Linked DNA regions of Mus musculus: all the other regions are linked to region 3. The links are chromatin loops, found by intact Hi-C in ENCODE. Cell type or tissue: gastrocnemius. All regions are shown on one strand.

Region 1 (8,000 bases), 220 kb before region 3:
TCGTCTCCAAGACACCCGCCAAAGCAGCTCCAGTGAAGAAGAAAGCAGAAAGCTCTTCAGACAGCTCGGGTAACGCTGCCCAGAGCTCTGGGCTGCTGGGGTACTCACTGCCTTGGGCTGCTCTTACAGGGCTCCCCTGAGGTTGATTTTGGGGAGCTGTTCATTCTGTCTCCTCTCTCTAGATTCTGACAGTTCTGAGGATGAAGCTCCTGCCAAGCCAGTCAGTACAACCAAGAGTCCCAAGCCAGCTGTCACTCCGAAGCCATCTGCAGCAAAGGCAGTGACAACTCCTAAGCAACCTGCAGGCAGTAACCAGAAACCTCAGAGCAGGAAGGCTGACAGCAGCTCCAGCGAGGAGGAAAGCAGCTCCAGCGAGGAGGAGGAGGCCTCCAAGAAAAGTGCCACAACCCCCAAGGCCAAGGTGACTGCTAAAGCAGCACCCGCCAAACAGGCCCCTCAGGCTGCTGGGGACAGCAGCTCTGACTCAGATAGTTCCAGCAGTGAAGAGGAGGAGAAGACTCCTAAGCCCCCAGCTAAGAAGAAGGCAGCAGGTGGAGCCGTTTCTACACCAGCCCCTGGGAAGAAAGCAGAGGCCAAGAGCAGCAGCAGCAGCAGCAGCAGCAGCTCCGAAGATTCCAGTGAAGAGGAGAAAAAAAAGAAGCCCAAAGCTACTACCCCTAAAATACAGGCAAGCAAGGCCAATGGCACTCCAGCTTCTCTGAATGGAAAAGCAGCCAAGGAAAGTGAGGAGGAAGAGGAGGAGGAAGAAACAGAAGAGAAGAAAAAGGCAGCTGGGACCAAGCCAGGCATGTATCTGTGGAGTCATCCCATCCCCTGGGTTTTGTCTGTAGTCCTGGGATGTCCTCAGGGAGGGAGGTGGACGGGGAGACAGTTATCTCCTGAGTGCTGGTGGAGCTTCCCGGGAGGCCTGGCTCCTGAGTCTAGCTTTTTTTTTTTTGTAGGTTCAGGCAAAAAACGGAAGCAGAATGAGACCGCAGATGAAGCAACAACTCCTCAAGCTAAGAAAGTTAAGCTCGAGACCCCCAATACGTTTCCAAAAAGGAAGAAGGCACGTTGGCTACGTTGTCCTTTAGACTCCTGAGACCATTGACTGCTCAGTCTAGCCTGATAGCGGGTGCTTTTAAGAAGAGCTGTTAAATCACCAATTTAACGTTTACTGCATTCTTCTCTAGGGAGAAAGAAGGGCGTCTTCCCCTTTCCGAAGGGTCAGGGAGGAGGAGATTGAGGTGGACTCTCGAGTGGCGGACAATTCCTTTGATGCCAAGGTGAGAACTGTTTGCCACTCTTGGGACCCTGGAGGGAAGATGAGTTTTTTGGTTCAGGTTGCTGGAACCTCGTGGATTCAGACTGCTTTGAAGGGGCAATAGAGAAAGAAGGTGACAGGGCACCGGATTGTCTTCTGTGCAATGACCTCTTTTTTTTTTTTAAACCAGCGAGGTGCAGCTGGAGACTGGGGGGAGCGAGCCAATCAGGTTCTGAAGTTCACCAAAGGCAAGTCCTTCCGGCATGAAAAAACGAAGAAGAAGCGAGGCAGCTACCGGGGAGGCTCCATCTCTGTCCAGGTCAATTCCGTCAAATTCGACAGCGAGTGACACGTGGTCATCCTTTGGCAAAGGAAGGGTGATTTTGGGAGACTGGCACTCAACTCCAGTGGACCCAGAAACTCCGTGTTAGGAGACAGTTGTGACAAGGACGGTGTGGAGCAGGTCCTGAGGTGTGTCAGCCTGCAGTCCTCTCAGGCTCCTTTTTCTGGACAGCTGAATATCAAGGACAAAAAGGATTTTTTTTTTTAAAGAAACCCATTCAGTTGTCAATTGCCTTCCTGTTCTGTGGGTCTTCATACTGAGAGATTTGTATATTTTATATTAAATCATGTCATACAGATTTTTGTTGTGATTTTCAGAGATGACTTCCACAGATTAAAGTCTTAGCTGTTGCCTAAGGCAAAGCAAAACAACACATGGTAATAATTTTCCCTACTGGAGGATTCTCTTTATGTGAAAGCCCTGGTGGGCAATGACATAAGTCTTGTGATGATTGTCTGCTAAGCATACTCTGTGCTCATCTTCATCCATTGGGCCCGGCACCAAAGCTTCTAGAAGCCAGCGTGGATCTACCAACTTTGGGGGATAAAATTGCCATTCTTGGTGCAGTAACCTACTAATTGGCAGGCAGGATTCTCGAGTGTGTGAATGCCATGCAGCTGTCTTTGTTTTGTTCTTGGTAGCTGTTACTGCTACATGTTTACAGTACTTTTAGTTTTAATTTCGAAGTAAGCTTTTCTGACAGACATTTTGCAACAACTTGACTGTTGTATATTGACAAGTTCATGGATGTATTTGATTCTTATTAACATCAAGGACAGGCTGGTAAGTACCTGCATGGTTGAGTCACTGGTCAAGGAAATGGAGATGACCTATGAACCCTGGTGTGAAGTAGATACACTGGATCTCCTGGGCACCTGGAGCAGCAGCAGGAGACAGCCCAAGGAGGCAGGAGGGCTCTAACTAAGCAGGACCATTTTGTCTTGAAGTCGGTACACAGGAGTAATTATGCCCTGTTCAAGTTGGTCCCCTGGACTCACTATTAGTACCTTACCTATAATGTTACTGATACAGACTAGCCAGGAGGCAGGGAGGCATAGCTGGGTGGTAGTGTGCTTGCTTAGCATTCATAGACCAAGTGTGATCTCTATCACCGCAGGAAGTAAAGAGCAGAGAGATTCCTGGGCCAAGGGAGTGGATTATAAAGCTGTAGGATGTGACCATTGGCAGTGAGGGCAGGGGTGGGACGTGGCTGGCCTGGTGAGAAACGGATACCGGGCATTGCCTCCCCTGTTTGGTGTCCACGCTCACCTGGTAACCTGCTAAAAGCTGTGGCAGCTCCTTGTGGAAGGCTGCATGGTCAAAGTTCTGTGTCTTACCACAAAACAATAAAGTGAATGGTTCCTAATGTGTTCAGAGTTATGTCGTTGTGCACGTAAGGCCTTGTAGCTTTGTACGTAACGGAACAAGTAGGGGGCTGGGGCTGAGACCTGCTTGAGTTCACTGTAGAGGCTCTCAGCTTGCCAGTTCTCAACCCGACCCTCACTTCCTTTTCTGGACTCGAACCTCCCCCTACCCCCTGTATTTTAGAGATGGTGTGTGCCTTGCATAGCTCTTTTTCAGGGTTTAGTTGAGCTAATGACCTGTAAGCCAAAACTAGCTCTGCTACTTGTGTTTGTATCATCTGGGGACTAAAAAATGATTTTTACATTGAAATGCCTTATTTTATCCAGGTGTGGTGGCCCACGCCTCTAATCCCAGCACTTGGGGAAGGCAGAGGCAGGAGGATCTCTTGAGTTTAGAGGCCAGTCTAGTCTAACAGGGTTTTCTCTTTGTCCTCACTGTTCTGGAACTCACTCTGTAGACCAGGCTGGCCTCAAACTCAGAAATCCGCCTGCCTCTGCCTCCCAAGTGCTGGGATTAAAGGCGTGCGCCACCACGCCCTGCCAGGCTAGCCTTAAATTCAAGAGATCTGCTAACCTAGTACTGGGATTAAAGGCTTGTACTGCATTGTGTAGCACGTTTTTTTCTTTAAAAAGAACCTTTTTAAAATTATATTTATTTGGGATGGAGTTAAAAGCTCAGCAGTTAAAAAGCACATGCTGCTTTCGAAGCACGTGCGTATTATAGCATGCATGCAGGCAAACACTGAGTAAACCGAAGTTAAAAGTGTGTGTGTGTGTGTTGTGGGGATAACGTCATAGGACGCTTGTGGTTAGAGGACAAACTTAGGAATCAGGTCTCTTTACCAGGTGGGTCCTTGTTAATACACTCAGGACCTCCGGCTTAGTGGCAAAGTGTCTTTTATTTTTAAAGACAAGAATCTCACAAGTTTTTAAAGACAAGTTTTCACAATTCCAGCCCTCTTAAGAGCCTGCTTTAACTTCTGCAATTACTGAAGAGGCCAGGAGGTGGCGCTCTTAACCCCTGCATAAGAAGCCTGTTCCTGCTATGAGCTTTTAAATAGAGATGTAAGGCCCTCAGTTGAGGTTCTCTGGTTGTGGAGGGTATTGAAAGGAGACCTCTGCCATATGTGGTCGCCTGATACCTGAAAGTCAACTGCAAGCAATATGATTTGTAGAAGCCAGGGTTTTCATGGAACCCTGTGGCCCATCCAAGTAAAGATGTAAAGAGGGAGGTAATGGTTGCCTTTAGTGGTTGGGGAAGTGGTGTTTTAAGAAATGAGAGAGCAGCCGGGCGTGGTGGCGCACGCCTTTAATCCCAGCACTCGGGAGGCAGAGGCAGGTGGATTTCTGAGTTCGAGGCCAGCCTGGTCTACAAAGTGATTGCCAGGACAGCCAGGGCTACACAGAGAAACCCTGTCTCAAAAAAAACAAAAAACAAAAAAAACAAAACAAAAGAAATGAGAGAGCAAAGTCGGGCAGTGGTGGTGCACGCCTTTAATCCCAGCACTTGGGAGGCAGAGGCAGGTGGATTTCTGAGTTCAAGGCCAGCCTGGTCTACAGAGTGAGTTCCAGGACAGAGTGAGGACACAGAAACCTTCAGGCTCTGTAGACTAGACTGGCCTCTAAACTCAAGAGATCCTCCTGCCTCTGCCTTCCCCAAGTGCTGGGATTAGAGGCGTGGGCCACCACACCTGGATAAAATAAGGCATTTCAATGTAAAAGTTCCAGGACAGCCAGGGCTATACAGAGAACCAAAAACAAAAAACAAAAAACAAAAACAAAAAAAAACAAAAAAAAACAGGGGCTGGAGAGATGGCTCAGCAGTTAAGAGCACTGACTGCTCTTCAGAGGTCCTGAGTTCAATTTCCAGCAACCATGTGGCCCATTTCTGGTGTGTCTGTGTGGCCCTGGCTGCCACACAGTCTGTCCTGGAACTCAGAGATTCCCTTGCTTCTGCCTTCCAAGTGCTTGGGATCAAATGTGTGTGCATCACTGCCTGGCTTTTGTTTTCTTTTCTTTTCTTTTCTTTTTTTTTTTTTTGAACTTTTTAAAACTTTACCTCCTCTTTAGTTTTTTGTTTTGTCTTTAAGACAGTTATTTTAGGGGCTAGAGAAACCCTGTCTTGGAGAAAAAAAAAAGACAAGAAAAATAGATGTATATACAACATAGATACATTTGAAGATAAATAAAAATCAAGCTGGAGGCAGTGGATGAGGTAGCCTTGCCTTTTAACCCGGCACTCAGTTGGCAGAGACAGATGATCTCTGAGCTTCAGGCTAGCCTGGTCTACAAGGTGAGGAGTTTCAGTTCAGCCAGGGATATAATCCCTGATCATTATATTTTTAAAAAACATCTACTTCGTACACATTGGACGTGCTGATGAGTAAGTGGTCGGGGTCTCGAGAGGGTTGTATGGGATAGCTAACATGGTGAGGACAGCTTTGTTCTGCCCTTTGCTGTAGCAGTAAGTACAAGTTCCTAATGTTGGGATACCCACCTCTGCTGCTGTCACGATTCCAAGGACAGTTGGATCCTGACATAGAGCCAGAAGCCAGGGAGCCCAGCCAGTGGTGGCGTGTACCCAAGCTTCCTCCCTGGACAGTAAGTCATTGTTTCTCTTAGATATATTTCTCTATTTCTGGAAGCATGGAATGTGCACCTCTTGGAATCAGGAGCTAGCATTCAGTACTTTTCCTTGGGGCACGGAAATGCCAAGGTGTGTGATAGGGTTAACCTTGAAGGCCAATTTGATGGGATCTGACATCAAATGAGAGATACACGCCTCAGGTCTGTGAGGACTTTTCCAGAACGGATTAGCTGGGAGAAATAAACCCTTCACCAGAGAAGGCAGACTACGGGAGGGGAGAGACCCTCCCTCTGAGAGGATACCACGTTATCAGCACAGATACAAAGCTATCTGAGGGAAAGCAGACTTGTCCACGGGCTGTGCTTTCACTGGTGGGTGTGTCCATCTCTGCAGCTATTGTTACCTTTGTGGACATGAGACCTCTGATGCCTTCCGACATGGGCACCTGCAGCGCCAGCTTGGGTCTACGGAGGCATCAGTTTACTGAGGAGTTCTGGGTTCTCAGCCTCTCTAGCACCCTGTGTGGACTGTGTTATTGGACTCCCTAGCCCCTATCGTGTATGCCACCCTAGTTAATGCCCCTCTAGCGCTTGTTTTTTTTTTTTTTTTTTTTTTTTGGTTTTTGAGACAGGGTTTCTCTGTGTAGCCTTGGCTGTCCTGGAGCTCACTCTGTAGAGCAGGCTGGCCTTAAACTCAGAAATCCACCTGCCTCTGTCTCCCGAGTGCTGGGATTAAAGGCGTGCACTACCACGCCCGACTTAGCGCTTGGTTTTTATTTGTATGTATGTTTCTGTGTCTCTGCTATGTGTGTGCAGTAACTCTGGAGGCCAAAAAACGCTGTCAAGAGCCCCGGGGCTGGAGCAGCTGTGGGTTTCCCAACCCCGAGTCCGGTCCCCTGTAAAAATTGCCGGCACTCTGTGCTGCTGAGACATCTCCCTAGCCCCTAAGTTTATAATGTATGTGTACTCTACCAGTTCTGTTCCTCTCTACAACCTTCCTACGACAGGAAGGACGCGGAGGAAGTGAAGTCCAGGGCGTATGTGTGAAGCCCGGAGGACAATTTCGTGGACTCCGTTTTCTGTTGCTACCTTTACCTGGTTGCAGGGATCAGCGTCAGGCCATCTGAACCGTGTGAATCGCCACTTTCTCACTCCTAATGCCTTGGTGTGTACCGTTCACCAAATAAAACATTGGAAGTGGGAAAGGTAGAGTTCAAACACCAACCAGAAAAAGAAAAACCAGCCGGGCGTGGTGGCGCACGCCTTTAGTCCCAGCACTCGGGAAGCAGAGAGGCAGATATCTGAGTTCGAGGCCAGCGTGGGCTACAAAGTGAGTTCCAGGACAGCCAGGGCTACACAGAGAAACCCTGTCTCAAAGAAATACTGAAGCTAAGAAGAAAAGCTGAGCCGGTTCCTGAGACAGAGGCAGAGGTAGAAGAGGCATTAAACAGGAATCAGTGTGTGAATGGGCAGAATGGCCTCAGACACCCCCACTGAGTCAACCAGAAACTCCCTAAAGACAATGGGAGATTTCGTTTTCTTTTTCCCCACAGTATAATTATATTTTTATACTATAATATACTTATATACGGTAAATTATTTCACAGTATAATTATATTTCATAAAAGCATAAGAAAGCTGTATAGAAGCTTATAGAAAAACAACTTTAAGTCTGGAACAATAGTAGGAAATTGTTGCCTGCTATCATTTTAATTTTTTAAATATGTTCTCTGTGAGTATGAAACTCTTGCCTGTATGCAGGTGTGTGCACCATAGGAGGGTCTGTTGGTTTTGTGGAACTGAGGTTATGGGTGGTTGTGAGCTACCATGAGGGTTCTGGGAATTGAACCTTGGTCTTCTGCAAGAGTAGGTGCTCTTAATGGCTGAACCATCTCTCCAGCCCTCATTGCTGGCTGCCTTTGAGTGGGTGGGGATTGAAGCCAAGGAAAACAGGGGACTGCCTTCCCATATTCTATAGTGTAGTTTTAAAATGTTTTTCTTTTCCCTTTAGTGTGTGTGTGTTGTGTGTGTGTGTGTACACATGAATGCAGATGTCCTCAGAGGTCGGAGGAACCATGCTCTCCTAGACCTGGAGTTGCCGGTAATGATGATCCACCTACTGTAGATTCTAGACTACTCACTCAGGTCCTCCACATGAACAGTGAGCACTGAGGCACGTCACTAATCCACACTTTGTTTTTGTTCCAACGAGCACATCACTTTTTGGTTAGAAGACTAGAGAAAGGGTTTAGTGAAGACCTTCAAGAAGCCACTGTGGGCCTGGGACTCAGTTGGTAGAGCGTGTTCTTAGCGTGCTTTTGAAACCCGGGGTTTAGTCCCCAGCCCCACATAAAATGGAACTTGGTGGCACATGCCTGTAAGCCCAGTACTTGAAGATCATCCTTGGCTACAAAACAACTCTGAGGTCAGCCTAGGATACCCT
Region 2 (8,000 bases), 170 kb before region 3:
CGCGGAAGAGCTTCAGCTTGCAGAGGCCTCTCATCCTCTGGTCCTTCTTCCTGGCAATATTCAGGTAAGTTAGTCCTCCACCCCATGCTCTCTGCCTGTTCTTTAGTCCTTACATCTCCATTTTACCCTGAGGGTTTCTCAAATCCTCAGCCACGTCGACTTCTTTTCCATAGTACCTGGGTTTTCTCTCTTCCTTGAGCCCAAGGCTATGGTCTCTGTTCTGTTCCACCCCTCTTTAAAATGTTTACTTTAAAAGATAGTCTCTTAATCTGCACCCCAGACTGCTCTAATAGCCCACTGTGTAACCTAGGCTAGCCTCAAATACCACAACCGTCCTGCCTCAGTCCCCTGAGTTCTGGGAATACAGATGTTAGGCTCTACCCCATTCCTCTTGTGCTCGGGAAATCTATACGGCCGACAAAATTGTCTAGCCTTAAATATCTCAGTTCCCAAATTGCTCTTCCAAAGCAATCGAAGAGCATCAAGTTCCCCAGCCCCTCCTTTACCACGTCCTTCTGTCTCTTGCCACTTTTTCCTTCTGACTGGCAACCCACTTCAAGAACCCTGTGCTTAACTTTGACTTTCACCTCTCCCCCTGTATCCACTGGCTTTTTCTTAACCCATATCTCATGGAGAATACTTGTTAGATCTACCAGATTGGCCCCGGGAGCTCAAAAGCTGTAGCCACACTCCCCTCGGAAGGGTGAGGAGGTGATAGAGAGTTGGTTCCGACGTGGATGTGGTTGGGTCAGGTTCACGCCTGGCCATCCCCTAATCCCTTCATACCTTTGTGCATGGTCTCACTCCAGTATCCTGGGTACTCTGAGGATGTGGAAGTTTATGGCAACAGTGATGTTTACAGTGGGCCTCAAGCAAACCGTGTGCTTTGCCATCTACACGGATGACGCCGTAGTCAGATTCTGGTCCTTTCTCTTTCTTCTCAGCAAGGTTGTTGAACTGGGTGAGTGCAGGGGCTTTGTCTCCGGTGCCCAGTGACTTGAATCCTTCCCCAGCGCTCTTCCCTTACCCATCACATGGAGAGTCCCGGCCCTACTCCTGGGTCTTAGTGAGATATCCCCACCCCACACCCACACCGTGAGATTTCCAGATGTGTTCACACACCCCGGGGAGGGAGTGGTACCAGCACTGGGTGGCCTGACGACTATGATCCCTCACCTCTCAGGAGACACGGCCTTCATCATCCTGCGTAAGCGTCCACTCATCTTTGTCCACTGGTACCACCACAGCACAGTGCTACTGTTCACAAGCTTTGGATACAAGAACAAAGTGCCTTCGGGTGGCTGGTTCATGACCATGAACTTTGGCGTCCATTCTGTCATGTACACTTACTACACTATGAAGGCTGCCAAACTGAAGCATCCTAATCTTCTCCCCATGGTCATCACCAGCCTGCAGATTCTGCAGATGGTTCTGGGCACCATCTTTGGCATACTGAATTACATCTGGAGGCAGGAGAAAGGATGCCACACAACAACGGAACACTTCTTCTGGTCTTTTATGCTATATGGGACCTATTTCATCCTATTCGCTCACTTCTTCCACCGAGCCTACCTCAGGCCCAAGGGCAAAGTTGCATCCAAGAGCCAATGAGAGTAGGAAAGAAAGATGGAGCCTCAGCCGTTCCTCCGTGGCACTAAGGGTATGGGAGAATGATTAGGGTACCTCCCTGTATGGTTTCCCCCATGGGATATGTACCCTCAAAGTTGCAGGAAGCTATGACAACCAAGAAATGTCACCCTTGGGGATAGGGGGTGTGTGGTTTGGTACTTTGATGTTTCTGTCTTTAATGTGAAGGAAAACCAAGCCCTAGGAAGGAGATAGGACTGAGGTCCTTAAAATGGAGTTATTTATATTTATATTTAGAAATCTTTCTCTTCTTGCTCTATTTTTAAAAGAGGTCAACATGATCTTGAGGATTTGTGGACTTGGAGGGGAGGGGAGAGTGGACTGACTCTGTGGTAGGAGGAGGCTGACTCTGGGGAGTGAGTGATCTGCAGGGGGGGAGCCTGAGGGTGTGTGGAAGGACAGAGGCACACACAAACACTCAATAAGAATTCTAGGCCTGGTAGGCGCTTAATAAATGTCTTTTACAGACTAGAAGTTTATTGCTGTTAGAGACCCAAGCCTCTGAAAGGAACAGTGAGAAACAAGTCCTAAAATCATAGGCTAAACTGCAGAAGAGATCGCTGCGTGGAAGCACGGGTGACCAGACCTACCGGCTGTCCTCCCAGAGACCACCAGGTGGCGTCGCAGCACCAGCAGAGAACGATCCCTGTCAGCTAGCTGGTCACACCAAGCTTCATACTCCTTTTACTCCAGGAGACCCTGCTTCCCTATCCTGGAGGAAAGGAGTGAGACGGCAACCTTAGAAGCCTGGACGCTCACTCGGTTCCTGTACATCCAGCTGTCCTTTTGGACAATGGGAAGGATGAAGGGAAGGAGGGCTCAACCGCAAGTCTGAATCATCAGGCCTTTGACAGTCCGCGCACGTTTATTTCATTGATCTTTGAAAATGGGATAGGGGGAGTCTGGAGAAGGCGGGGTGAGCCAAGGGTGAATTGGCCCTGGGGGAGCTGGTCCCTGTTCCTGGCCTTAGTCCTAGGGGCGCGGTCTCCGCATAGGGGTCAGACCACCGCTCGGGGGCTGCGAGGGAAAAGGCCCTCTTCGAAGCCCGCGGCCTCTTCCCGGGTGCTCTGGCACCCCTTTCAGACCCTGGGACGAGGGCAAGCCAGTCTAGGCGACCCCTGTCCGGAGAGGCTGTGAATTACTGCCCCGCCCTCGGGGATGGATCCACAGACCTGCGGCTCACACCGGCCGTTCCACGGCGTACTGGCAGGGGCTAAGGTTAGCGGCCGGCGGCGGCCCGGGCACGGCGGGATAGCTGAAAGAGGCGTGCTGCTTGGCTTTGAGCCGCAGGCTAGCCAGGCTCGAGTTACACGGGTCCCGGTATACATAGGGGGAGGAGGCGGCTGCAGCGGCGGCTGCGGCGGCCGAGGCGTAAGGGCAGGACACTGCCCCGGAGGACACGGCGGCTGGAGCCAGCCCGGGGGGTGCCCCGCCCAGGCCCTGCAAGGCTCCGGGACCTGGTACGGTGCCCGGGGCAGCGGCGGCCGAGGGCACCATAGAAGCGGCGATGGAGCTGGGCGGTGAGAATACAGGCTGTGAAGCCAGAGGCCCCACGTTGACCGAGTTGAAGGCGAACGGGAAGGTCTTGGCGGCGAGCGGCGGGGCGAGAGCCTTGGGCGGCCAGTTGCCGTACGAGTAGCCCGGGTACACCTCCTCGTAGGGTGGCACCAGGCCCCCGAGCGGGGCTGCGAAGCCACCTTTGCACAGCTCCGCCTGCTGGCTGCGCTCCCGCTTCCGCCACTTGGCGCGCCGGTTCTTGAACCACACCTGCGGGTATCCGAGAAAGGCTGTCAGGAGGTGGAGTGGCTGGGGACTGGGCCACCCACAGTAGGATCGAGCCCGGGCGGGGAAGATCAGAGGTGCATGGTGGATGCAGGCTGGAAGGGAGGAGCGCACCGAGCCTGGGGGCCAGAGAAGTGAAGCCAGGGGCCGCAGGGTTTGGGGGAACAGCTCGGGATCAAAGAGAGATGAGGGGAAGGTAGAGCCTTGGTCCCAGCCGAGGAATCGAGTGATGGGGGTGGCAGGCAAGGCAGCAGGAGGGTGGGGAACTGGGCCCGACGTGGCACCGGCCCCGCAGAGTCACCAGCTACTTGGGATGGGGGGTGGGGGGCACGAGAGCGAGGTGCGCGCAGGTGGGGCCATACCCGCACGCGGGCCTCAGTGAGGTTGGTCCACACCGCGATCTCTTCGCGGGTGCTCATGTCAGGGTAGCGATTCCTCTGGAAGGTGGCCTCCAGCTCCTGCAGCTGCTGGCTGGTGAAGTGCGTGCGCTGCCGCCGCTGCTTCTTCTTCAGAGAGCCGTCCTCGGGGGAGCCCCCCGGCAGTGAGGCCGAGGCCTTCTCCGAGTCTGAGGGCCAGAATGTGGCAGGTCATAGGGCGCTAGGGCCTGTGCGGAGTCTCTGGTTCAGGGGCCTCAAGGAATTCCTCAGCCCCTGGCTGGCTCCCGCTCAGGTTATCACTCTCGCTCCCACCCCGCATCAAGGCTAAACTGTTTTCTCCTCCACCCCCAGAAGGGGGCGCGCTCACCACTGTGCTCCTGCCCCTTGCAGCCATGTTCTGGAAGCGGAGGGTGTGGAGTGCCTGCGTCCGATAACGACAGCGCAGGGCTTCGCGCCTCTGCCTCACCAAGCAGCCCAAACTCCATGGAGGGAGGTCTCTAGTAGAGGAAAGAGAAGACATATGTCAGGTTAATAGAAGTAAAGATCAGGGGCTTAGGGATACCCTGATGTGGTGCGTGCCTGTGACCCTAGTACTCAAGAGGCAGAAACAGGAAGATCTTCACTCTACAGTGTGTACCTGGTCAACCAAGAACACACGGTGAGACACACAGTCTTAAACAAACAAACAAACAAACAAACAACAACAACAGCCAACAAACTATCGATTTATCAGGCTCCTAATAGGGTTTCCTCATAACATTCTTGCCTCTTTTCCTATCCACTGACAAAAAGCTATCCCGAATGGTGCACTATAGAATAGAGTAGGGCGGGGCAGAGGAGATGGCTCAGCGGCTAAAGGCACCGGCTGCTCTTCCAGAGGATGTTTCTTCAATTCCCAGCACCTACATGACTGGCTGCTCACAACTGTCTGAATCTCCAGTTCCCGGGGATCCAAAGCCTTCTTCTGCCCCCCCCCCCGCCCCCGCCCCAGGGAGTAGGCACTCTGGTACTCTGGTGAACAAACATATATGCAGGGAAAGACACCCATACACTGGGAAAAATAAAAGAGTTGGGAAAGAAGGCCAATGAGAAAAAAGATGTACACTGAGAGGTTTTATGTAAGCACATGTACGATAGACTCATTAATTGTTGGGCTTATGCCTAGTGCCACGGCTACTCCATTTTGTTTGTTTGAGGCAGGGTCTCATGTAGCTCAGGCTAGCCTTAATTTTTGATCTTCCTTGCTGCTCCCACCTTTGAATGCTGGAATTTCAGGTCTGGGTTACCATGCCTGTCTGCCTGTCTGTCTGTCTGTCTGTCTGACTATCTATCTATCTATCTATCTATCTATCTGGTTTTTCTAGACAGGATTTCTCTATGTAGCCTTGGCTGTCCTGGAACTCATTCTGTAGAACAGGCTGGCTTCCAGTTTAGAGAGCTGCCTGCCTCTGTAGCCCAAGTGCTGGCATTAAAGGCATGTGTGTGTTGCCGCCACCACTACTATCCCAGCTTTAAAGGTTTTTGTTTTTGTTTTTTCTTTTTCTTTTTCAAAAACAGAATATTTGTTTAGAGCCAGGTGTGGTAATGTAGATCTGTAATTCTAGTACCCTTGGAAGGCAGACCTGGAGTTTAAGGCCAGCCTTAGCTACATGAGACCCTGCCTGAAAAGACAAGCAGTGATTCAGATGGTAAAGTACTTGTCATACAAGCATAAGGACTTGAGTCTGATTTATTCTAGCATCCACAAAGCACCACCCTGTAACCCCAGCACCGGGGAGATAGAAACAGGAGGACCCCTGGCCAGCTAGTCAAGGTGAACTGACCAGATCCAAATTCAACAAGAAACTCTGCCTCAAAACAACACAAAACAAAAACAAAATAAAACAAAAACACTAAGAGACAGAATGATTGAGGAAGACTCCAGATGTTAACCTCTGGCCTCCATCCATCTCTGCATGTGCACCTTCACACACAAAACTTTCACACATATACCCAAAGAATATGTGTTTAGATTTCCAGTAGAGCATCTCTAATCCAAAAGCTCCAAAAACTGCAGGCTGGAGAGATGGCTCAGTAATTAATAGGACTGGTTGCTCTTCCAGAAGTCCTGAGTTCAATTCCCAGCATCCACATGGTGGCCCATAACCACCCATAACTGTAGTCCCATGGGGTCTGATGCCCTCTTTCGGCGTGTAGGCATGCATGCAGATAAAATACCCATACACATAAACAAAACAAGATAATTTTTAAAAACCCAAAACTGGATGTACCCCCCACCTCAGCTTTTGGATTTCAGAGAATTTCAGATTTCAGACCTTGAGGTTAGGAATGGTTAGCCCAACCCACCCATTTCATAGGTGGAACCTGAGACTCAAAGCAACTTAAAGTACAAGTACAGTTAGGACCTGAGCTAAATCTGTGGGCTCCTAAAGAGGCTTTTCCAAGTTGTGTTCCTTGGAGCCCTCTGTTGAAGTCCTCTCAGGGTTAGGTCTGCTTCCACAGTAGGGCGGGTCTGCTTGTTTGAGTTATTTATACTTTCTTAGTAAATGGCTTGTAAATGGCTTAGTAAATGGTTCCATATCAGAACCAAGCTGGGGAGACGGCTCCACAGTTTAAAGCACTTGCTCTTGCAGGGGACCCAGGTTGGATTTCTAGCATCCATATGGTAGCTCACAGCCATTACCATCAGTAACTCCAGTTCCGGGGAACCCAGGTCCCTCACCTCGTCTCCACGGAGGTAAAACAGTCATACAAATAAAATTTTTTTAAAAATCTGAAAATTGAAACAAAAATAAAAAAACAAGAAAGAAGAAAAGAAACCTACAAAGGACATAGGCTCCTTCTGTTCCTTTGCTTGTCCAAAACATATCTCACCTCCTACCAGTCATCTCTTCCTCCACCTCATGTACACAGTTCTCCCAACACACACACACACACACACACACACACACACACACACACCACTTCTTGCCAGGATTCCTATCTCAGACCTAGCCTGATTTTCTGAAGGAGTCTGCCTGGGTCCCTGCTGAGTTTCCCCTTGGTTGGCCCCTTTCTGGTTGACATTCACAAGACCTCGCATGGGAGGAAAGAAAAGGGACAGTAATGGGTCTCTTGACTCCAAGAGCCTCTTGGGCAGAAAACAGAAACTAGGGTCAGAAGGAGAGAGCTAGGTGGGGGTGTCTCTGTCTCCAACACCCTCTCCCCATTATCAGGGACATTATGGCATTACTGTGGTGAATTAGCTCGGATTGATCGAGATGTGCATCTCTTGGCTGATCCAAATTTATTGAGAACCTTTCAGAAGGATGTGAGGCTGGACAATGGCCTGTGTTTTGTACATGGTAATACCCTCTTCAACCAGCTCTGAGAACACAGCCCTAACTCAAGCCAAGCTGACAGTAGGACTGGGTTTGAACAGAATTCTTGCTCTTTCCACTGGCAGTCGGGTCTTGTTCTTGGACTCTTCCTGGGGCTAGAGAGGTAAGACAGGAGGGAACCCAGTAGGGAAGGAGAGGAGTTGGGCCAAGGATGGAGGTAGTCAGTTAACTTCCCTTTCCAGGTCTCACGACAGGAGCTGGAGGCATGGCAATGGAAAACCTAGGCCCAACAATGTGTCCCCTGGAGTGGAGATGGCCTTGCAAGGAACTGTGACAGCAGGACCAGCAGGGCTTCAAATTTTCTGGGGAGATGTGGGAGGAAGTTAGCTCTGGAAATTGAGGTGCTCTGCAGCCAGCCCTTCCTTCAGACTCCAGATGACCTTGAAATTCAAACCACGCTCCTGACTTTTCCAGGAGCCACAGAAGCAACGCAGAACTGGCCAAGGGGACAGTGAGGTTTGCCCGCAAGAAAAGCTGTGTCCCTCTGTTGCCGTCCATCCTTCCAGTGTGTCCTGGCAGCAGACTTTTGGTTTTCCAAGCTCCCCTTCCCCTGACATTCCATACCTGCCGCTTGATTTCATCCTCTATTTCAGTAGAAGGAGGCCCGGGCAGAGGGTAGCAGCCAGAGCAGTGACAGGCAGAGTTCAAGCTATGAGCTCCCAGAGACAGACGACACATGTGCAGCCACACACAGGCCCCCCTTAGACACAGCAAGCACTTGGACGTGAAGCCAAAGGCACAAACACACACACACACACACACACACACACACACACACACACACGCTCTCTCACACATGCGCTCCCACATCCAG
Region 3 (8,000 bases):
GTCTTAGTCTGCCAGTCTGTGCTGTCTGCAAACCCTGCCCAGAAATGAGCTTCCTCATAGCTTGAGGAGGAGTCCAGGGAGTGACTGCAGAGGGCTTGGGAGGGGGTGGTTGGGGGGACCCTTGATTCAGCTGCCACCTTCTCTGTCTATAACGCAGGGCCTGGATGGCATCCCCGAATATGATGATTTTGAATTCAGCCCCTCCATCGTGGAGCCTAAGGATCCAGCCCCTGAGACAGGTCAGTAAGTCTTTGGCCTCGCAGTATCTCAGAACCTAGAGGAGAGTGAGCATGTCCCCTGGAGGCCCCACTGAGGGATGGTCTCAGAGATCCTGGCTCAGCAAGGCCCCTCTATTTCCAGCTGATGGCCCCTATCTGGTGATTGTGGAACAGCCCAAACAGGTGAGTGAGTGACAGAGAGTGGTGGCTTCACCTTTGGGGAAAAGGTGGGGCGGGGGGGGGGAGGGTAGTTATACCTACTGATCAGATTAAATAGCTTGCTGCTGATATGTTGGGGGCTTATGAGAAGGAGGTACACTTTTGGTCACTGTGGTCAGTGATGGCTAGTGGTTGCCTTGTGGGGATGACGGGGGGGGGGGGGGGGTTGCCTCTCCTGATCACAATGTCTCTGCTATGGAACCTTCAGCGAGGCTTCAGATTTCGATATGGCTGTGAAGGCCCCTCCCATGGAGGTTTGCCAGGTGCCTCCAGTGAGAAGGGCCGGAAGACCTATCCTACTGTCAAGGTGAGCTCAGATGACACCGGAGGGTAGGGATGGTGTATGGGGCAACTACTGACTATCCTTTGCCATTCTCAGATCTGTAACTATGAGGGACCGGCCAAGATTGAGGTGGACCTGGTGACACACAGTGACCCACCTCGTGCGCATGCCCACAGTCTGGTGGGCAAGCAGTGTTCAGAGTTGGGAGTGTGCGCTGTGTCTGTAGGACCCAAGGACATGACTGCTCAGTAGGTGGCCCTGGCCCCTGGCCCCCAGTGGGATGCTCATTGCCTGCCAGCCTTAGGTCTCATCTCAGGCCACCTGTGTGACTAGCACACAAAGTGGGAAGATTTACTTTGGCCCAGGAACCTCAGAGCTCAACTATAAAGAGCAGTTTCCTTGGAGAACAGAGCCAGGATGAGCCTGACCATGGGGGGTGGAGCGTGGGGGTGGAGGTGCCTCAGGAGGAAAGAGCCTCATGGTCAAAGAGGACAAAGCCTCCTCCTTGTCCTCTCCAGATTTAATAATCTGGGTGTCCTGCATGTAACCAAGAAGAACATGATGGAGATTATGATCCAGAAACTTCAGAGGCAGCGTCTCCGCTCCAAGCCTCAGGGCCTTACAGGTATGGTAACAAAAGGTGTTCCGAGAGGTGTTCCTAGAGGAGCCGGGAAGAGCAGCCCAGAGCTCACACCACCCACATTGTCCATCCAGAGGCTGAGCGGCGGGAGCTAGAGCAGGAGGCCAAGGAGCTGAAGAAAGTCATGGATCTGAGCATTGTACGGCTGCGCTTCTCAGCTTTCCTTCGAGCTAGCGATGGCTCCTTCTCCTTGCCCCTGAAGCCTGTGATCTCCCAGCCCATCCATGACAGCAGTGAGTATTCTGCAGGGGGCCAAGCATGCATTCCCAAAAGAGCGCTTGAGATACCTTCCAGCTATGGGTCTGAACCTGGCCCTGCCACGTGTGGGGTGGTGAGTGCTCGGTAGTCAGAACATCTGAGTGTTGCTTCTGAGTGGTAAATGTGAATACTGCATTTCCTGAAGTTTGATAATGACCCCACCGAGCCTCCGATCCCATCAATGTGTCCCTAACCCATCCCCCACCTTATAGAGTCTCCAGGGGCCTCGAACCTGAAGATCTCCCGAATGGACAAGACAGCGGGTTCCGTGCGCGGTGGAGACGAAGTTTATTTGCTCTGTGATAAGGTGCAAAAAGGTGAGGCAGAAGCCCTCTGGGAGCTGGAAACGCTGGCTGTAAGGGTAATTTCGGGATCCATGCAGCGGGGCTGCAGGCTCTCCCTGTGGCTAAGCCGCACTTTTCTCTGTAGACGACATTGAGGTTCGGTTCTATGAGGATGATGAGAATGGATGGCAAGCCTTTGGGGACTTCTCTCCCACAGACGTTCATAAACAGGTACTGAGGGACTAGGGCCTGTCCTGGAGACAGAACTACGAAGAAACCTTACTGACACCATGTTGCTCTCCCATCCTCCACCCCAGTATGCCATTGTGTTCCGGACACCGCCCTATCACAAGATGAAGATCGAGAGGCCTGTAACGGTGTTCCTGCAGCTGAAACGCAAGCGTGGGGGCGATGTCTCGGACTCCAAACAGTTCACATATTACCCTCTGGTGGAAGGTGAGTCGGGCTTCAGCATTCCCAAAGGCTGGACGGAGCGAGGCGGGCCAGGAGGTGGCCTAGAGTTGACTCCCAGGAGCCAGCTTGAGGAATCTAGGGTCTGACCCATATTAGGTTTTAACACCCCGTTTCTCTTTCCTCCTAGACAAGGAGGAAGTGCAGAGGAAGCGGAGAAAGGCCTTGCCCACCTTCTCCCAGCCCTTCGGGGGCGGATCCCACATGGGTGGAGGTTCTGGGGGCTCCGCTGGGGGTTATGGAGGCGCTGGAGGAGGTGAGGAGGTGCAAGTGGCAGGGAGAAGGATGGAGGAGATAAGGGAAGTTAGGAGAGGAATCTGGGAGAGTCCTGGCTGGCACCTCACACTGCCTTCCCCATGCCCACAGGTGGCAGCCTCGGCTTTTTCTCCTCCTCCTTGGCCTACAACCCCTACCAATCCGGTGCAGCCCCAATGGGCTGCTATCCGGGTGGGGGAGGTGGAGCGCAGATGGCCGGTTCTAGACGGGACACCGATGCTGGCGAGGGGGCAGAGGAGCCCAGGACGCCCCCGGAGGCTCCCCAGGGCGAACCACAGGCCCTTGACACACTGCAGCGAGGTACATCTCAGGAACGCTGGGGGTGGGCGCGCGCCAAGCTGGGGATCTGGCCCGCACCCACGCCCCCTGTCGCCCCCTAGCTCGCGAGTACAACGCGCGCCTGTTCGGTCTGGCGCAGCGCAGCGCCCGAGCGTTGCTGGACTACGGCGTCACCGCAGACGCGCGTGCTCTGCTAGCGGGACAGCGCCACCTGCTGATGGCACAGGACGAGAACGGAGACACGTAAGCAACCAGAGGACGGGCTTCCGTGGGACCTCCAGTGGCTGGGGTCTTCTGCTACCAGGTCTAGATGTTCGGGTAGAGGAATCTACAAAGAGCTGAACCCTAGGCTTGGACAGATCTGGTCTCAGGTCCTCGCTGTTTTCTACTTCTGTTCAAGATATTTACTCTCCCCGACCTTCAATTTTATTAGCTGTGAAGGGGTACAAATAGCAAGGTGTGACAAAAGATTAAGATGATGACATTTAGGTTTCAAGGGGCCTCGGTAAAGGAGACCGCGGAAGTGTGGAGTTTTGAGGGCAGATGTGCTGCTCTGGGTGGCTGGGTTTCTGAAGACAAAGTCTCAATCTCCAACCCTCAGGCCACTGCACCTGGCCATCATCCATGGGCAGACTGGTGTCATTGAGCAGATAGCCCACGTCATTTATCACGCTCAGTACCTCGGCGTCATCAACCTCACCAACCACCTGCACCAGGTAAGGGGAAGCCTTTGGTAAGAGGTTGAAGGCAGGGAGTCCAAAGCTGGCCTAACGCTGCCTCTCTCCTCAGACGCCTCTGCACCTGGCGGTAATCACTGGGCAGACAAGGGTGGTGAGCTTCCTGCTGCAGGTGGGTGCAGACCCCACGCTGCTGGATCGGCACGGAGACTCCGCCCTCCACTTGGCTCTCCGGGCAGGTGCTGCAGCCCCAGAGCTGTTGCAGGCACTGTTGCGCAGCGGAGCCCATGCTGTGCCCCAAATATTGCACATGCCTGATTTTGAGGGTAAGTTTCCAACCTACTCCTGTCCTGGGAACAAGGGTGGGGACCGAGGAGTGTATATGATCAATAAACACGAGCGGAGGTTGCCTGGTCAGAGTGCATCCGGAGGCCATTTTGAGGGTCAAAGCTGCAGGCGCGTGTGCTATTTCTCTAGGACTATACCCTGTACACCTGGCAGTCCATGCCCGAAGCCCTGAGTGCCTGGATCTGTTAGTTGACTGTGGAGCTGAAGTGGAGGCCCCAGAGAGGCAAGGGGGCCGAACTGCCCTGCATCTAGCCACAGAGATGGAGGAGTTGGGGCTGGTCACCCATCTAGTCACCAAGGTAGGAATGAGGACTATGGAAGGGATGGGGCTGCGGACTGTGGGAGGACCCGGAATGATGATCTGCGTGGCAAGGGCTTGGCTGGCTGGACTATGCTGCTCTCTGCTTGCACCCTACAGCTCCATGCTAATGTGAATGCCCGGACCTTTGCTGGAAACACACCCCTCCACCTGGCAGCTGGACTCGGGTCCCCAACTCTTACTCGCCTCCTTCTAAAGGCTGGTCAGTTTCACCATTGGTGTATGAAGGGCAAGGGGGGGAAGGGGGAACCCCCAGCTCCCCATGGTTCAGTCCTCAATGTAGGAGCCTCCACTAGTCTCTCCTGAGGACTGCCTCCCTCCCCCAGGTGCTGACATCCATGCAGAGAATGAGGAGCCTCTGTGCCCGCTGCCCTCACCCTCGACCTCTGGGAGCGACTCCGACTCTGAAGGGCCTGAGAGGGATACCCAAAGAAACTTCCGAGGCCATACCCCTCTTGACCTCACTTGCAGTACCAAGGTGAGGCCACCCTTGCAATAGAAGTACTGAGGTGGGGACTGGGGACCTTCTGGACTTGGGGGTGTGTCCCAGATGATGGACCTAGGGAAAGCTGGGCTTAAGGTCCGGATGACAGTCAACACCATCTCCCCAGGTGAAGACTCTGCTGCTAAATGCTGCTCAGAACACCACGGAGCCACCCCTGGCCCCACCCAGCCCTGCAGGTGAGGTTGCAGTGGTCTCAGGCACCTCCTTCCAGAGGTGATATCCTTAGGGACTCTGGCGAGGGCTTCCTTTGTCTAGCTCCTCTTCCATGCCCCGTTGATCTGTCCACCATGTCTGTCAGGTTACAAGGGAGAGAAGCTGTCTGGGTACGTGTCCCTGCACACCTATTAGCTAACTCACAGGTCCGTATTTGTCCCCTAAGGGCCAGGGCTGTCCCTGGGGGATGCAGCCCTGCAGAACCTGGAGCAACTGCTGGATGGTCCCGAAGCCCAGGGCAGCTGGGCAGAGCTGGCAGAGCGACTGGGGTTGAGAAGCCTGGTGGACACATACAGGAAGACCCCGTCTCCCAGCGGCAGTCTCCTTCGTAGTTACAAGGTGAGGCAGCCTGTACCCTGCCCTGAAGCCTGAAACCTTGGCCTCTCAGAGTTCCCTCCCCCACCAAGACTCTCTAACCCCACACCCTAAGCATCACTCAGACCTCCTGTCGCCTTTTCTCGGCAGCTGGCTGGTGGGGACTTGGTGGGTCTATTGGAGGCCTTGTCTGACATGGGTCTCCATGAGGGAGTCAGGCTGCTGAAAGGTCCTGAGACCCGCGACAAGCTGCCCAGCACAGGTAAGGACAACCACCTTGGAAGGTGTGTCTGGGCTGAGGGGAGAAGGCATGAGGCTTGACTCTCCCCTGTTCCCTAGCAGAGGTGAAAGAAGACAGTGCCTATGGGAGCCAGTCAGTGGAGCAGGAGGCAGAGAAGCTGTGTCCACCCCCTGAGCCTCCAGGAGGGCTCTGCCACGGGCACCCCCAGCCTCAGGTGCACTGAATGGCCCCGGTCAACTTCCACCCAGATCCCTCTGTACAGCATCCCTGTCTAATCGAAATCTTATTTAAACCTCAAGCCCACATCTCGGTGGGTCAAATAAAGGGGAAGACCCCTCCCCAACTTACGGTACAGCAACCCCAATGTGCTGCCCATCCCAGTCCCTGAGCGAGAATAGAGGAGGAGGCCCAGCCAGCAATTCAGAGCAGTTTTAATGAGGGTGGAGGCTGTACAAAGGGTAGGGCCCACCAAAGAAGGGAAGCAGGCCGTGCCACCCCAGCCTGTGGATGGGGCCTCAAAGTGGATGCCCTTCCTCTGTCTCTGCAAAGAGAGAGGTGAGCCCTTGGGGAGGAATAGGGGGACCAGCTCAGCCCCAACTCCTGGCTTCTGTCTGAGCCAGGCCCCAGGATGGAGGGGTGTTGCTGGTGTAAGGGTGAGGTGGTCTCAGCAGAAAGCAGAAACTTGATCAGGCCTCCCCCACGAAAAAAAAAAGGAAGAAAAAAAAAAAAGAAAGAAGGAAAGGAAAGGAAACCCCCATCAAAAATTAGGGGCATGGGCCCCTCCCACCCTTCCTGTACGAAAAAGTGCAAAACATTATCACAAAAAGGGGGTCTCTGAGAGGCCCTCAGCCTAGGCTCTGAGGCCCGGCTCAGCCCTGCCCTGCCCCGGACACCGCGTCCGGCGCGGTCGGGCCCTGGACCAGGAGGCCCTCGTGGCTGGCCCGAGGCTAGCTGAGCTCAGGCAGGACCGTGTATGTCATCATGCAGGTGCCCAGCGGGCACTGCCCCCATCGCTCCTATGCCCTGCTCAGGGCTTTGGCCTTGTACTGCCTGCTCCAGCCCGGGTTTCTGAGCCAGGACGCTGAGCCCGGGGCTGGCTGGTGGGCTTGGGCCGCAGGGAAGGACTGGAGTGAGGCGGAGGGCATCCATCCTCCGTGCTCCCAGCCTGGGCCAGGGCTGCCTCTATGGTGTCCAGCTCCTCGCTGGCTGCCTTCATCTTGACTCGAAGCAGTGCTGCATAGGTGCCGTAGCGGGATTTCTGAGACAGAAGGCCGGAGCAATAAAGACCTGCCCCTCCTCTGGCCCTTTCCACCCCACCACCCAGCAAACACATAGATGCTGGGTCCCAGAAGACATTTTTGAGAGGTTACTGGCCCTCTCCGAGCTCTCTGAACCACCTGTAGTGACAGCAGACATTTTTGTAGCTTTTACTAGGGCTTGAGACAGACTACATAACAGACGTGTCACCTGACCCTAGTGGGTATGGAATTTAGCCTCCATCCCCCACAAAGAAAATGAAGACTTAGAGATCTGCCAGTCACCTAGCTGGGTTCCAGGCTTAGCTATCAGACCCTTATCCCTAGCCTCGTCCTGTGTGGGAGATACCAAGGCCCCAGTCAAGGAGGCTCACCTCAAACTCCAGGTAGGCCTCCTTCTGCCGCTGCTCATCCGCCTCCTTGCCTCGGGCCTTCTTTCCCAGATGTGCAGCCCGGTGCTCTCTCAGCTCGCTGGCCATGGCCTTCAGCTTGGCCTCATGGGTCCTCACCTGCTCCTCCTAACAGCCAACTAGGCCCGGTCAGTGTCACCAGTCTATATATAGGTCCTTCGTGCAAATTTTATCAAGGGGCTGCCTCCCTCTTGTGACCCACGCAGGACTCCTGCACAAATGTCTAACCACACATGCAGCCTGGACTATGGCTTACTGCCCCCCCCACTTCCATCCCACTGTCATCCCACAGGGGGACTGAGCCACTTGGAACTACCTGGGAGAGGCGGGTGGCAGCACTGGGCAGCAGAGGGCGGCTGAATTTCTTCTGGGAGCTAACAGCAGCTGGGAAGGGGGGTGCAGAAAACATGGCAGCCACCACATTGATGCGAGTGATCCAGGACTGCATTTGCTCCAGGCTCCTAGGGAGACAGCACAGGGACCCCAGGTTCCTTTCCAGGAGTGCCAGTCCCGACCTGGAGCCTGGTCTTGGTCGTTGGTTGTTTGTTTTGAGGTAGGATCTCAAGTATGCCAGACTAGGCTCAAACTGGCTATGTTGTCAAAGAAGACCTTGAATTTATGACTCTTTTGCCTCCGCCTCCTAAGTGCTGGAACTATAGGTGTGTACCACCGAGTCTGGCATGTACAGGGAGGGCTGGGGATCGAACCCAGGACCTTCTGCATGCTACCAATCTCTCTACCAAATAAGCTATGTCTCCAGTCCATGGAGCGGGGTCTTACAAGGAGAG

The links. Hi-C counts contacts between places; a loop is a spot of excess contacts. Peaks named below come from ENCODE experiments on the same cell type or tissue, not always from the same donor. Only the 100,000 strongest peaks of a DNase experiment are listed, where the experiment ranks them.
Region 1: it touches region 3 in a loop (5-fold over the local background); 2 of 42 quality-filtered maps call a loop at or near these places.
Region 2: a loop joins it to region 3, with 5 times the contacts of the local background. A loop is called at or near these places in 19 of 42 quality-filtered maps.

The regions. Positions count from the first base shown.
Region 1 is chr19:46,082,558-46,090,557 of GRCm38, forward strand. Nolc1 (nucleolar and coiled-body phosphoprotein 1) reads left to right here. Exons shown (of 13, transcript NM_001039353.2): 9 at 1-69; 10 at 183-806; 11 at 963-1,069; 12 at 1,194-1,286; 13 at 1,455-2,986. The coding sequence ends at 1,613. Among named protein-coding and RNA genes, the nearest start is that of Nolc1, 11 kb to the left of the region's middle. In gastrocnemius, a CTCF peak has its summit at 3,980 (motif pointing right); DNase peaks (open chromatin) are centred at 3,974 and 5,501.
Region 2 is chr19:46,133,192-46,141,191 of GRCm38, forward strand. Elovl3 (elongation of very long chain fatty acids (FEN1/Elo2, SUR4/Elo3, yeast)-like 3) reads left to right here. Exons shown (of 4, transcript NM_007703.2): 2 at 1-64; 3 at 810-961; 4 at 1,184-2,503. The coding sequence ends at 1,611. It overlaps Pitx3 (paired-like homeodomain transcription factor 3), which reads right to left. Exons shown (of 4, transcript NM_008852.4): 2 at 4,174-4,303; 3 at 3,792-3,994; 4 at 2,494-3,414. The coding sequence starts at 4,291. The coding sequence ends at 2,827. Among named protein-coding and RNA genes, the nearest start is that of Elovl3, 5.3 kb to the left of the region's middle. In gastrocnemius, CTCF peaks have their summits at 3,375 (motif pointing left) and 4,158 (motif pointing right); DNase peaks (open chromatin) are centred at 2,265, 2,944, 3,338, 3,925 and 3 more places; H3K4me3 peaks cover 2,469 bases; H3K27ac peaks cover 2,941 bases.
Region 3 is chr19:46,306,126-46,314,125 of GRCm38, forward strand. It overlaps Nfkb2 (nuclear factor of kappa light polypeptide gene enhancer in B cells 2, p49/p100), which reads left to right. Exons shown (of 22, transcript NM_019408.3): 2 at 158-239; 3 at 361-401; 4 at 646-744; 5 at 817-968; 6 at 1,239-1,345; 7 at 1,435-1,593; 8 at 1,831-1,935; 9 at 2,048-2,133; 10 at 2,220-2,358; 11 at 2,504-2,629; 12 at 2,740-2,949; 13 at 3,030-3,171; 14 at 3,530-3,644; 15 at 3,718-3,931; 7 more. The coding sequence ends at 5,769. It overlaps Psd (pleckstrin and Sec7 domain containing), which reads right to left. Exons shown (of 18, transcript NM_028627.2): 16 at 7,529-7,673; 17 at 7,177-7,320; 18 at 5,962-6,804. The coding sequence ends at 6,574. Among named protein-coding and RNA genes, the nearest start is that of Nfkb2, 4.4 kb to the left of the region's middle. In gastrocnemius, a CTCF peak has its summit at 3,152 (motif pointing left); DNase peaks (open chromatin) are centred at 956 and 3,115; H3K4me3 peaks cover 1,033 bases; H3K27ac peaks cover 1,035 bases.